3 separate regions of the Homo sapiens genome follow, and all the other regions are linked to region 3. The links are chromatin contacts, found by Hi-C or POLR2A ChIA-PET in ENCODE. All regions are on one chromosome and are shown on one strand. Each heading gives the region's core, a stretch centred on a gene start or an enhancer-like site at or near the end of the contact. The rest is flanking DNA. Distances are from core to core; before and after follow the strand shown.

The links. Hi-C counts contacts between places; a loop is a spot of excess contacts on that map. ChIA-PET counts read pairs that join two places held with the same protein, here RNA polymerase II (POLR2A). Pooled maps may share reads with other maps.
Region 1: a loop to region 3 is called in a pooled map, with 5 times the contacts of the local background. The contact joins the enhancer-like site here to the promoter of CYB5A in region 3. A Hi-C loop is called at or near these places in 7 of 50 pooled maps.
Region 2: a loop to region 3 is called in a map of HepG2, with 9 times the contacts of the local background. The contact joins the enhancer-like site here to the promoter of CYB5A in region 3. A Hi-C loop is called at or near these places in 2 of 168 maps with a recorded cell type or tissue (HepG2 and naive thymus-derived CD4-positive, alpha-beta T cell) and 12 of 50 pooled maps. POLR2A ChIA-PET finds 5 or more read pairs at or near these places in 1 of 52 experiments (WTC11).

Annotation. Positions count from the first base shown.
Region 1 is chr18:74,062,668-74,067,081 of GRCh38, forward strand. No RefSeq gene overlaps it. Among named protein-coding and RNA genes, the nearest start is that of FBXO15, 83 kb to the right of the region's middle. Within about 2 kb of position 1,949, at least 4 of the 41 ENCODE cell types and tissues checked have a DNase peak (open chromatin) inside an H3K27ac peak, as active enhancers do.
Region 2 is chr18:74,540,051-74,544,430 of GRCh38, forward strand. The region is part of intron 1 of CNDP1 (carnosine dipeptidase 1); the gene reads left to right. Among named protein-coding and RNA genes, the nearest start is that of CNDP1, 7.7 kb to the left of the region's middle. RefSeq lists an enhancer at 833-1,333. Within about 2 kb of position 2,395, at least 4 of the 41 ENCODE cell types and tissues checked have a DNase peak (open chromatin) inside an H3K27ac peak, as active enhancers do.
Region 3 is chr18:74,289,622-74,293,753 of GRCh38, forward strand. It overlaps CYB5A (cytochrome b5 type A), which reads right to left and starts at 2,342. Exons shown (of 5, transcript NM_148923.4): 1 at 2,126-2,342. The coding sequence starts at 2,254. RefSeq lists enhancers at 921-1,528, 2,134-2,303, 2,383-2,552, 2,842-2,901, 3,261-3,430.

The sequences.
Region 1 (4,414 bases), core at 699-3,198, 230 kb before region 3:
AATTATAGCAAGATGAAATGCCATTAAAGCAACTTGATCGTTTGATTAATTACCAAGACTGCATAAGTGAACTGTTTTCAGTTTTTCCTTTTCACTGGGACCAGTTCTCATCCATGTAAATTTCACAATATAAATTTGATTCATTGATTTTTTTTGATCCCTATCAAATTTTACCAATCAACATGTCTGCCCCTGAGCATTTTCTGAAATGACCATTATTTCTTCCCAGGCTAATGTTCTTATGTGAAGTTTTAACTACTCTCAGTTTTACTTTAGATTGGTTATTTCCACCAAGTCTAGTTTTTTTTTTAAATAATGCACCCAACAAACATCATTGTGGCTAAAATGGCAGAGTTAAATGCCCTGTTCTCTTTATATATACATCATATAATAAGACTTTCCTTTTGTTTTTCACAGAGTTGATTGTAGATGACTAAGATGTCCCTTACAGCCCTAACTGAGAAGATAGGGCACTGTCTGCTTAGATGCAACATAGATTGTTCCTCCAGCTTTTTTAGTTGAAGCTTTGAGGCCCATCTCCTCTTCCTCTTTAAAAACAACTGAGATGAGGCCGGGCGGGGTTAGACTTATTCTATGAACCCCCAGTAGGGGGAAATAAGACCAATGAGTCATATTTTTCTGAAACTTACTTATGGGCAGGTGTCGCCTCTGGGCTGATTCAACTTGGAGAGGAATATTCCAGCAAGAGTTATCAAAGGAGAGAGTATGTTTCCTAAGAAAAGTGAGAGTCCTATTTCTAAAAAAGTAAAAGAATGGTTCCCAACTTGAGTGCCCGTCAGAGATGACGGAACATGGAAATACTGCCCATATTGTCTTCCTGAAGCTTCCTTACTTTGCTTTCCACATTTAGGGCATGGTATAAGTAGGTCCACTTTTCTTTCTTCCAGATGGCTACACAATTGTCCCGGCATCATTATGAAAATGTCCATCCTTCCCCCACTGCTCTGAGATGCCACCTTTGCCATAAAACAGCTGCCCTTCTCTGTGCGTCTGTTTGAGTTCTGTGTTCTGCCCCATTTGTCTATTTACTCTTTTCTTGCACCAAAGGGCACTCTAATTTCCTGTGGTGTTACACAAAGCCTTCCCATGTGATAGAGCAAGCCCTGTCACCTTCCGCTTCTTCAAAGTGACTTGGTTATTCTCAGTTCTTTGTGTTAGTATATACCAGTTTCATTGATTTAAGACATAGTTCTTTCAAACGGCCTTATCCCTGTTAGGCAGAATAAGCTTCACTGCGTGTGTTTATTTATGCTCTGCTAAATACCTATGTGATGACCTTTCCTTGTGTGTCAAATGTTCATAATCCATCATCCACCGTCCAGCACTATGGGTGCACAGGTGGCAATATGGGACAACAGGCCATGGGCTTTAGAATCAGGTCAATCCTAGCTTTGTCCAGGCCAATCCTAGCTTTGTCCAGTACCAGATGTGCACCTCTGGGCATTTAACCTCTCTGCTCAGTTCCTCATTTTAAATGCCATTTTCATACCAACTGCCCATAGTGTTTTGGGAAGATTTTAAAAAATATAGGTGAAGCTTATTGCATAATGCCTGGCACACAATAAGGTTCCAACTTTTAAAAATGAAAGCTACTATTATTATTTCATGGTGAATTTTTCACTTTCTCCTTTACCAAGATTAAGTCAGTGAGAAATCACAGGTGTTTCATCTTGCATTTCTGGGCACTTTTCTGAACAAAACACATAAAGATTAATGTATTTCTTATAGCCGTTTCACTGACTCAATCATGTGACAGTATGTCAAGCAGTAAACACACATTTTCCTTAGGAGCACCTCTCGGAGTTCATTTTTATCATCACCAGGAGGCCAGAAGGTAAAGTGAGGGGGTTGGCACAGGCCAGCTGTCCAGGCTGAGGCAGGTGAAAGAGGCTGAGGACCTGTGTGCCCCATCCCATGTGACTCTAAAACCTGACAAATCCCCAATGTTTACACATTTCTCAGGGCATGCGCTCATCTCTGCACGCATATTCAGGAACAAACTGACGCCCACAACATCCTGCACAGCTGCAGTGATGGATGTGTGAGCACGCATCCTGCATCCCTGCCAGAGCTTGCATGTTGTGCTGGTGGCAGGGGACCTGACATGGTCTGTGGCTGCACCTTTAACCTGCTTTGCCCACAGCCCAGCCTTTTCTTCTAAGCTCTTCCCCGGGAGCCTGGTGGACCTCCTCGGCTGCAGTGAGCAAAGGAGAGCTGCCATTCAGCTGCTCTCGAACATGCATTTCATTTCCCCATAGCAGCCCTCATTTCTTTGGGTGTCCTACACACTCCCCTCCTTTCTTGCCTTGTGTTTAATTCCCAGAGCAGTGCTTAGTGAACCTGCCTCGCAGCCCCAGGGGCTTCTGCAGCTCGAGATGTACCCAGTAGTGATCTGGCTCATATTCCCCATAGCTCACGGGAACCTAGGGTTACTCCTTGCAGCCACGGAAGACCACAAAATACTCCCTAGCCTGCAGGTAAATGCCATGATATTCCAGGCACCAAAGGTTCACAGGTGCCTGAAACCATCCAATGTGTTAAAGGTACAACCTCTTTCCATTACAAGTATTGGGAAAACAGTTTCCATAGATTTTCCCAGGAGAACATTTTGTTTCTGAAGAAGTTATGATCATTAGACTTAGGTGGATGTTAATGAAAATAAGAGACAACTATGGAGTTACATATAAAAGTCAACTTTCCAAAGGACGGTCAGATCTTTGACTTAATTTTGAATCAGACAAGATTTTGCATCTGGAGTTTACTTGAAATAAAAAACATGTCCTTTTTTTCTACACTAGTGGTAGGTATGCTTTCTTGTAACTCAAACTTGTTTTCTTTGCCAGCTGCATGATTAAGAGTTTGCACCTGTTACTTTTCTTGACTTGATTCAGCTCAATGAGCCCTGCCTCGTGATTTTTTCTTCGTAGTCAAGATACCCCAGCACAATAATTCCTCTTGCTTTGCAAACAAAAAGCTTTATCTCTGACAAAGGAGTATGATTAGTAAATGCTTTCTTTTCATGTGTCTGACAACTGCATTTCACACAATATTAACACACACACAATATTAACACACACAATATTAAGATGGTCAGTCCCCGCAAAAAGCTAGTACTTCTACTGGGTATAATCTGTGAACAGTGATGACACACAGAACTTACATGATGTTAGCATATTTAATCCTTGAGAAATATCTCCCCTTCACCCACTGTGGATTCCTAAAGCCATTAAGTGGAGCAGAGCAAGGCAGTACCTGCAGCTGGTGGGATGAGCGATCCTTAAGGCCCAGGTGGAGTGACTGGGGTGCCTGGTAGAGGAGGCAGGGCTTAGAAGGAGTGGCTGAAAATTGGTTTGTTATTGTATCGTTTTCACATTGCTATAAAGAATTACCTGAGACTGGGTAATTTATGAAGAAAAGAGGTGTAATTGACTCACAGTTCTGCAGGCTTAACAGGAAGCATGACTGGGAGGGCTCCCAGAAGATGAAGGGGAGGCAAGGACCTTCTTCACGTAGTGGCCGGAAAGAGAAAGCGAGGGGGTTAAGTGCCACACTTTTAAACTATCCGATCTCGTGAGAACTCACTCACTATCACGAGAACAGCATGGGGAAACTGGCCCCATGATCCAATCACCTCCCATCAGACCCTTCCCCAGACATATGGGGATTACAATTTGAAATGTGATTTGTGTGGGGACACAAATCCAAACCATATCAGTTTTTTTTAATGCTGTACCCATTTAATGCTTGACCCGATTTTGAGGATAGAGGCTGGTCAGTTCCCTTCCTGAGCAGTTAAGTCCACACCCCAACCAGTTCCCTTATCAGGCTCTCATCGTCAATGTCCACTATGTGCCAGCCTTAATGGCTCCGGGGCCAGGTACCAGACAACTAGGATATGCCCACAGAATTATTCAAGTCAGCCAATCCACAGGGAGGCTGCCAGACCTAGCTAGTCTCCCTCCACATCCAGCTCACCATTAATAGGCTGCTTCTGCAATGCCAGCTTGCTGTTACCCTGTCCCCAGGGGCAACCCCCAAGCAGCCCTATCTGGCAGCCTTCTCTCATTTGGAGCTGCAAGTAACCACGAGTTCTGCCCATCATCCATCCGAATGCCAGGATGTTGTGGGCATGAAAAGTAATCTTTAATCCTATAGGTCAATGGTTGAGTGTGACATTTCTGAGCCTCAGTAGATGAGAGGGCCGCACAAACAGGAGTGGGCGCCCTGAGGCATGAGGGGTGGGGGCCCTGGCATAGTGCAGAGGGTCTCCTTGTGCCTGAGCCTCTCATCACAATCTGTCAGAGCCCAGGAGAGGAAGCGAGGCATCTGCAGGAGAGGTGTGATGGGAGATGGGATGGGATGCCCCGAGGAGGAAAGAGATTCAGGATGATGG
Region 2 (4,380 bases), core at 1,145-3,644, 250 kb after region 3:
ACCTGTGGTCAACTTTATCATATTGTCCCATAAAAATAGTTTTACCACTGGTCTTTCGAATCAGAATCTAAATAGGATCTACACTTTACATTTGTGTGGTATAAATCTTTTTTTTTTTTTTTTTTGAGACGGAGTCTGGCTCTGTTGCCCAGGCTAGAGTGCAATGGCGCGATCTCAGCTCACTGCAACCTCCGCTTCCTGGGTTCAAGCGATTCTTCTGCCTCAGACTCCCTTTTAGCTGGGATTGCAGGTGCCCACTGCCACACCCAACTAATTTTTGTATATTTTAATAGAGGCAGGGGTTTCACCATGTTGGCCAGGCTGGTCTCAAACTCCTGACCTCAGGTGATCCACCCGCCTCATCCTCCCAAGGTGTTGGGATTACAGGTGTGAGCCACCACGTCTGAACTCTGCCCTGAATTTCTGATCTGACCTTGAGTGCCTGGAATGGGCACCCTGCCTCAGCCTGGCCCCCTGTATGTGACATAAGAGGGAATGGCAACAGCTCTCTTGGGGAACCTCAGTGAGGATTGGAGGGCAAGTCCAGAAAGGAGAGCCGTGTTTAGATGTGTGGGGGTGTAACCTACTCATCCTGGCTGTGTGATCCCAGGCAGTCTCTTGACCCCTCTAGTGCTTCAGGTCACTTGTCTGTGAAATGCAGCTACAGTAGCTCTGCCTTACTGGATTTTCAGGGTGATTGGCGACGTTGTGGCCATGAGTGCTCGGCTCAGTGCCTGCCCTCCATGCATGTGAAGACGCAATAAAAATGTAAACGTGAACTTACTGCAGATGGTCACCACTTCTGTTAATCAACAAATCACATGATGTGTGGAATCCCTAACTCACTCCAGCACTAGAATCTGAGGAATGCTGCAAACATCAAATTTCAGATCTGGCTTCTAATGAAGTGATGCCGATTTTCTTGTATCACGGGTGGTTTAGCACAGACTGCTATAGACATTAAATGCTAGTTCCAGACACCCACTAGCGGCGTTCTGGGAGAGGCCTGCGAGTTGTTGGGCACTGGAACACACTTTTCTGTGGTTCACACCGGAAACTTGTAGGTTCTGAAAGTGGAGGGGGAAATGGGGCTGCAGTTGGGAGCCATCACCCGCTGGGGGCTCACAGTGAGTGCAGCCTCGGTCATGGGCTCTGCTGACGCACCTGGGGAAGGAGACGGCAGGTGTGCAGAGGCACCGTTTAGCTGCCACAGGAGCTGCCAGGAAAGGCACAGTGATCGGATCCTCCCCTGAGCGTGCACTGTCTAGGGCAGCTGTCCTAGCTTCTCAGCAGGTTGTCATCTGCGGCTCACCAGAGAGAGATGCTGCCCTGGTGACTGCCACTCTGCTGGCTCGGGACCCTGGCAGGTTCAGGAGCTGATGGTATCTGGAGGGTGGGTGGCATTTGTTGGCTGGAGCTGAGAGCCAGCTCCTGGAGGAGTCACAGAAGGAGAAGGGGTGGGTGGGTCCAGCCACCATCCTACTGATCCCAGTGCAGAGCTCCTGCCCAGGAGGAAATATGCACATGCGGTTGGTTTATGGGAGGGAGCCTGGGTGGTCTGTTGCATTGTTGGTCTCACCATCACAGGGCAGGCAGCAGCAAGGCTGGAGCAGGGGACCTGAGCCCTGAGGTCCTCCCCAGCCCCTTCGTCCCAGCCCTAATCAGGAGGTAGGGGCTTTCTGTCCCCAGAGCACCTCTCCTCAGGCCCCACAATGCCCCAGTGTTCCAATTCTCAATTGCTCTTTCAAGCGGTTACAATCCCCCACTTCTTCAGAAGCACTGTGGTTGGGACAAAGGTACCTTTCATGGTACACGTGGCTCAGCTTCCGGCGCCACAGGACATAAAGTTGGGGTGCTGTCCCCTGCTGACCTCAGAAGGAATGGGGCGCATTGTGAAAGGGAGAGAAACAGTGCTAAGACAAGGCACGCACAGATGGAACTCCCCAAAGACTGCAGATGAGGAGGGGTCCCCTGTGCCTTCTAGGACTAGCTCCAGTGCCCTGGGATCCCAGAGTGCATGGCGCTCAGGGAGAAACGCGTTTGCATGTTTCAGTTTCACAGTTTGCCTGGGGCGGTCTTGTTACCCAACTCTGTACCTTGTACTGCAGGCCAGAGGTGTGCGCAGGAGCACTGCCCTGGGGCCATCCCAGAAGCCTTGTCCCTGCTGACAGGGTGAGGTTTGCTTGTTGAGCTCCTGGTGTCAAGGCCTAATTTATTAGTCATTATTAGCCAATTCCTGGAGGTTGAGGTTATCCAGGATACAAACATTTATGCCTTTTAAGGTGCACTGAACAGAGCTTGTGGGCTTTTAAGTGGACCCTTTTTATCTTCACCCGAATCTTGCTCTCCTCCAGTTTGGGAAAGTTTGCACCAGGTAGCGTTCCCAGCACTGAGCCTGGCACTGGGCCAGGCTGTAGGGACATTACGTCCCAGGAAGTGAAATCATTGTAGGGCAGTCCCGATCAAGACACAGTATGAGTTCACCCTTAAAACTCCCCATCCACTTCAAGCAAAGCAATTGCATATACTTCAGGATTTTGTTTGTTTTTTTGTTTTTGAGACAAGATCTCACTCTGTGATCCTCCCACCTCAAACCTCCTGAGTTGCTGGGACTATAGGTATGCACCACCTGGCCTGGCTAAGTTTTAAAATCTGATTTCGCTTATGTAGAGACAGAGTTTCTGTGTTGCCCAGGCTGGTCTTGAACTCCTGGGCTCAAGTGGGCCTCCTACCTTGGCTTCCCAAAATGCTGGGATTACAGGTGTGTGCCACTAGAACACTGTTTGAGAACTGTAAGCCACCAGTTTAAGACCTCGACCTGGAATGGGCATCTTAAAGCACCAGGTGGAGGCAACCATTGCATTTTAGGCAGAACTCATAACAGAGAAGGAGAATAAAATGACTGTCATTCAAGTTGAGGCTGCAAGCCAAAGTTCTGAAGTATGTAAGAAAGACATGCCTTAAGAAAAATAGCTTTTGCAATGTGTTAGGAAATGGGTTTACCAAGACTGACATACAAAGAGTAGAACATGTTTAAAATGGATGCAAACGAAGTATGTTTAAATTCTTCAAGAGACAAATGAAAGACTAACACCCATATTAAAGAATGAGAAAATACAAAACGTAAGCAGGTATCTATGAATCAGGAGCAGACAGGGGCCGGGTGTGGTGGCTCATGCCTGTAATCCCATCACTTTGGGAGGACGAGGCAGGCAGATCACTTGAACCCAGGAGTTTGAGACCAGCCTGGGCAATATGGTGAGACCCCCCTGTTTCTACAAAAAATACAAAAAGTAGCTGGATGTGGTGGCATGCACCTGTAGTCCCAGCTACTTAAGAGGCTGAGGTGGGACAATCACTTGAACCCAGGAGGTTGAGGCAGCAGTGAACGATGATCACACCACTGTACTCCAGCCTGGGCAACAGAGTGAGATCCTGTCTCAAAAAATAAAACAAAACAAAATAAAATAAAATAAAATAAAATAAAATAAAAACAGATGGGTATTAAAATCAACCAATTAGACATCCTGAAAATGTAACTAGTTATTGAAATAACTGAACAGTAAAAATTCTAGACTGGGCACAGTCAAAGTGAGAATTAATGAACTGAAAAATATTACAGAGAATATGCCCAGGAATCAGAGCAGAGAGATAACAAGAAAAAAAGGGAAAAACTAAGAGATCTGGAGGATATATGATAGATCGAAAGACTCCAATGTAGTAGGAGTTCTAGAAGAAAACAGAGGAAATGAGGCCAGGCACTATGGCTCACACCTGTAATACTAGCATTTTGGGAGGCCAAAGAAAGAGGATCAGTTGAGCTCAGGAGTTCCAGACCAGCCTGGGCAACATAGTGGGTCCCCATCTCTAAAAAAAATTTAAAAATCAGTCCACGTATGGTGGCTTGTACCTTTAGTCCCAGCTTCTCAGGAGGCTGAGGCAGGAGGGTGGCTTGAGCCTGGGAGATCCAGGCTGCAGTGAGCTATGATCACCCCACTGCACTCTAGCCTGGGCAACATAGCAAGACCCTGTCTCTACAAAAAGCTTAAAAAATAAGCCGGCTTGGTGTTGCACACCTGTAGTCCCAGCCACTCAGGAGGCACAGACAGAAGAATCACTTGACACTAAGAGTTTGAGTTTGCAGTGAGCAGTGATTATGCCACTACACTCCAGCCTGGGCAACAGAGGGAGACTCTGTCTCAAAAAATAAATACGTAAAAATAAATGTGCATTGGCATCTTATTCTATGATAGACAGTACATAGGCTCTTGGGGCTATGGAAAGAAGAGAAACAAAGTCCTGGCCCCCATGGAGCTTATGTCATGAGAGCCAGACAGATAATTAATAAGTAAACAAATAATAGAATGTTATATAGTGATA
Region 3 (4,132 bases), core at 1,092-3,591:
AAAAATTAGCTGGGCGTGATGGTGTGCGCCTGTAATCCCAGCTACTTGGGAGGCTGAGGCAGGAGAATTGGTTGAACCCAGGAGGCAGAGGTTGCAGTGAGTCGAGATCACACCATTGCACTCCAGCCTGGGCCACAAGAGCAAAACTCTGTCTCAAAAAAAAAAAAAAAAAAAAATAGGGGAGGTGGTGGTACCGGTCATCTAGTGGGTAGAACTCAGGGAGGTGGCTCAATATCCTACAATGCCCAGGACAGACGCCACAACAAAGATCGGCTGGCCCAAAATGTCAACAGTGCCAGGGTTGAAAAAACTCGCTTTAGGAGAAGACAAGAAAAGAAGAAAATGCTTCATAATATAAAATATCCTAATATTCTCTTATGCTACTTCTTCTATAAGCACAAATAGACAAAGCACACACTGTATCTTAAAATTCCACATTTAGAGTTAATGAGAATTGATGTTATATGACAAGATCTGCAGCCGGGCAGGAGGGAGAGGACAGGTCAGCTCTGATTTCCCAACATAAACCCCTCCTTACTAAATGGTAACATGACTTTATCTTCGGGCACTGCTCCAGAGTGAAATACCTTACCAATAAACATCAACTCCAGCCTTATTATTTAATTTTATTTATTTATTTAGAGACAGAGTCTCACTCTGTCCCCCAGGCTGGAGCAAAGTGGTGCGATTTCGGCTCACTGCAACCTCTGCCTCCCAGGTTTAAGGGATTCTCCTGTCTCAGCCTCCCGAGTAGCTGGGACTACAGGCGTGCCCCGCCAGGCCTGGCTAATTTTGGTATTTTGGTTAGAGATGGGGTTTCGCCATGTTGGTCAAGCTGGTCTCGAACTCCTAGACTCAAGTGATCCACCCGCCTCAGCCTCCCAAAGTGCTGGGATTACATGTGTGAGCCACCGTGCTTGGCCCAGCCTCATTTTTTAAAACAGGCCTTTTGATTTTAACATTTTCTGCAAAAACAAAGTCCTCTGATATAAACTGTGATCCAGCTCAGACCAGGCATCTATTTTTGTCCCCTGCTCCCCGACTATGTAAAAAATTCCCATCACTAAACCTTCTCATTATTGGGAGGGGGCGTGAGCATGCGTTAAGATTTATGATTGAGACTCCCCCAAAAGTAGTAAAACACTTCCAGAGGATCTAAGACAATCACCAAAAGCGCCCCTTAGCGTGTGCGGCAAAAATTATAACCGAATGCAAAGAATCTTATCAAAGGAATGTCTTCAAGTTAACCAACGTTTCCTATTACACCTTCCAAAGCTGTTAGGGGCGAGTCCCACGCAGAACGTCCGCTGCTCTGCCTGGCCTCTGTGTTCTTGCTCCAGCCACACACCGCGGTCTCAGGAGTCAAGCACGGCACCTGGCTGCCAAGGCGTGACTGGAAAAGGTTAATTAACACCGAGCCTCTTCCAGGTGAACGCGAACGCGAGTGGGTGTGGACCGCAAGGTCGGCCAGTGGCTGCCGCGGGAAGCGCAGGCCCGGACCACACCCGACCTCCGCACTTGGGGTCCCCTCCGGCGGGATCCGCAGCTCTCGGGGTGGGTGGTCTCCAGCCGGCCACTGCGGGAATGCCGCCGGTCCTGGAAGGACACCCTTCTATTCAAACTCAAGGGAGAAAGGGATCATTTAAATCCCCCGCATGGCTGCGCGCTATCCCCGGAAGGCTGCTCCAGCACCACCTAGCGAGGATGCCGCCGCGCAGGGCGCTCCCAGGTGTGCACGCGCAGGTGTACGGATTCGGGGAGCGCTCCCAGGTGTACACGCGCAGGTGTGCGGACTCAGGGAGCGCTCCCCAGGTGTGCACGCGCAGGTGTGCGGACTCGAGGAGAGCGCCCAGGTGTACACTAGCAGGTGTGCGGACTCGGGGAGCGCTCCCAGGTGTGAGCGCGCAGGTGTGCGGACTTGGGGCGGTGGGGGGCGCCCAGGCTTGCACGCGCAGGTGTGCGGACTCGGAAGCGCGCCCAGGCGTACACGCGCAGGTGAGCGAACTCGGGGGGCGCGCCTAGGCGTAGGTATGCGGACTCCGGGCCGCGAAAGACAGGTCATGCCAGTGAACCCCCAAACCCGGCCCACGCTCCCTGCGCCCCAAGCCGCTCATCCCCAACTCACCTCTTCCAGAAATTTGGTCAAATCGTACACCTTGTGGTGCAGGATCAGCCAGGTGCTCTTGCTGTGGTTGTGCTTCTGAATCTCCTCTAGGGTGTAGTACTTCACGGCCTCGTCCGACTGCTCTGCCATCTCGGTTCGCCGCGAGCCAGGCCCAGCACACACAGCCCCGTCGGGTGGAGCAGAGCGCGCGACTCAGCCAGCTCCACCCGGGACATTCCCCGCGCCGGGAACCCCACTGGGGGCTGGGCGGCCGGCTCAGGGGCGGGGCGCAGTAGAAGGGCCTCCGACGGTTGGCCATCATCCTTGTCACTCAAAAGTCCCCGCCTTCGGTCGACCCCCTCCGCCTGCCCAAGCGTGGTCCCGCCCAGTATGCGGGTGTTAATTGGCTGCCGGAGGTGCCCTTCACAATCTCCCGGCTGCCGCAGCGCGCGGAGAGCGTGACAGGACTCCACGGAGTCTGCGCGGAAGGGCGGGACTAACTGTGGCGAGGGCTGAGGTGGGAGGTCGGGGGCGTCCCCGCGGGTTAAGCGTGCGAGAGAGCGAGGTGCACCAGCGGGCATGGATGGCCTGTGCAGAGTCCAGTCTTGTGAGGGCGGCGAACTAGGCAGCGAATCGCGGGAGTTTCCTATTGGCAGCAGTCCGAGTCCCAGACGTTAATTTGTAACAAAAGTAGCGATGGCCAAGCCCATAAAGGGGGCATCTCGGAAAGCCGTTCGCATGCACGGAAGAGATGAAAGCCCCGTGCGCGCTAGAAAACGGTTTCGCAACTCACTTCGGGAAGCAAATGCGCTGCCCCCCAAAACATAAAGTTGGCGAACTGTGCCTGACCCCGCTGGGGTTTTGGAATGCCTCGTCCTCACAGGAAAAAAATCCAGGGAAATCATCTTTTCCTTAAAAAGCAAAAGTGTCCAAATTATTTCTGTGACTGAAGTAGTTTGTCTGCGGTTGGCCAGTGACATGGCAAGGCCTTGTTTGTGCATTTAAGGTAAATCAGATTCTCTTCTAGGAGTCTGGAAGAGAACTTCCCCAAAGGGCACCCTCTTTCCCTTCTGACACAGAGGAAATACCACATATAAAGAGCTACAAATGTTTGAAGGAGAAAAAAAATAAAGAAAAATTCCAGCATGTTAAAATTTGATATTTTATGTAGGCCCTTTTCAGCAATGGTAGTTAATTCCAAAAAGAACCACACGAGAGGTTTCACATGTGGGGTCATCCATCCTTCCAGGGATGCAGAAGGTTCCTACACATACTAGGTGTCTGATGAATGTGAGCTCCCTTCCCCCTGCTTACCTCCTCCATAGGAATGCATGCCTATCCAGAAAAACACAAAACACACGCATGTCAGGCCTCTGAGCCCAAGCCTGCACATATACATCCAGATGGCCTGAAGCAACTGAAGAATCACAAAAGAAGTGAAAATGCTGAAGCAACTGAAGAATCACAAAAGAAGTGAAAATGGCCGGTTCCTGCCTTAACTGATAAGACAGTCACCTGTCCTCCTGCTCTTTGCTCTGTGAGAAAGATCCACCTACAACCTCGGGTCCTCAGACCAACCAGCTCCAGGAACATCTCACCAATTTTAAATTGGGTAAGCAGCTTCTTTTTACTCTCTTCTCCAACCTCTCTCACTATCTCTCAACCTCTTTCTCCTTTCAATTTTGGCACCACCCTTCAATCTATCCCTTCCCTTAATTTCAGTTCCTTTCCTTTTCTGATAGAGACAGAGGAGATGTGTTTTATCCGTGAACCCAAAACTCCGGCACTGGTCACGGACTCGAGAAGACAGTCTTCCCTTGGTGTTTAATCACTGCAGGGATGCCTGCCTGATTATTCACCCACATTTCAGAGGTGTCTGATCACCACAGGGACACCTGCCTTGATCCTTCACCTTGGTGTCAAGTACCGACCCCCCCTGTGTCTCTGCCCTCTCTTTTCTCTGGGCTTGCCTCCTTCACTATGGGCAACCTTCCACCCTCCATTCCTCCTTCTTCTCCCTTAGCCTGT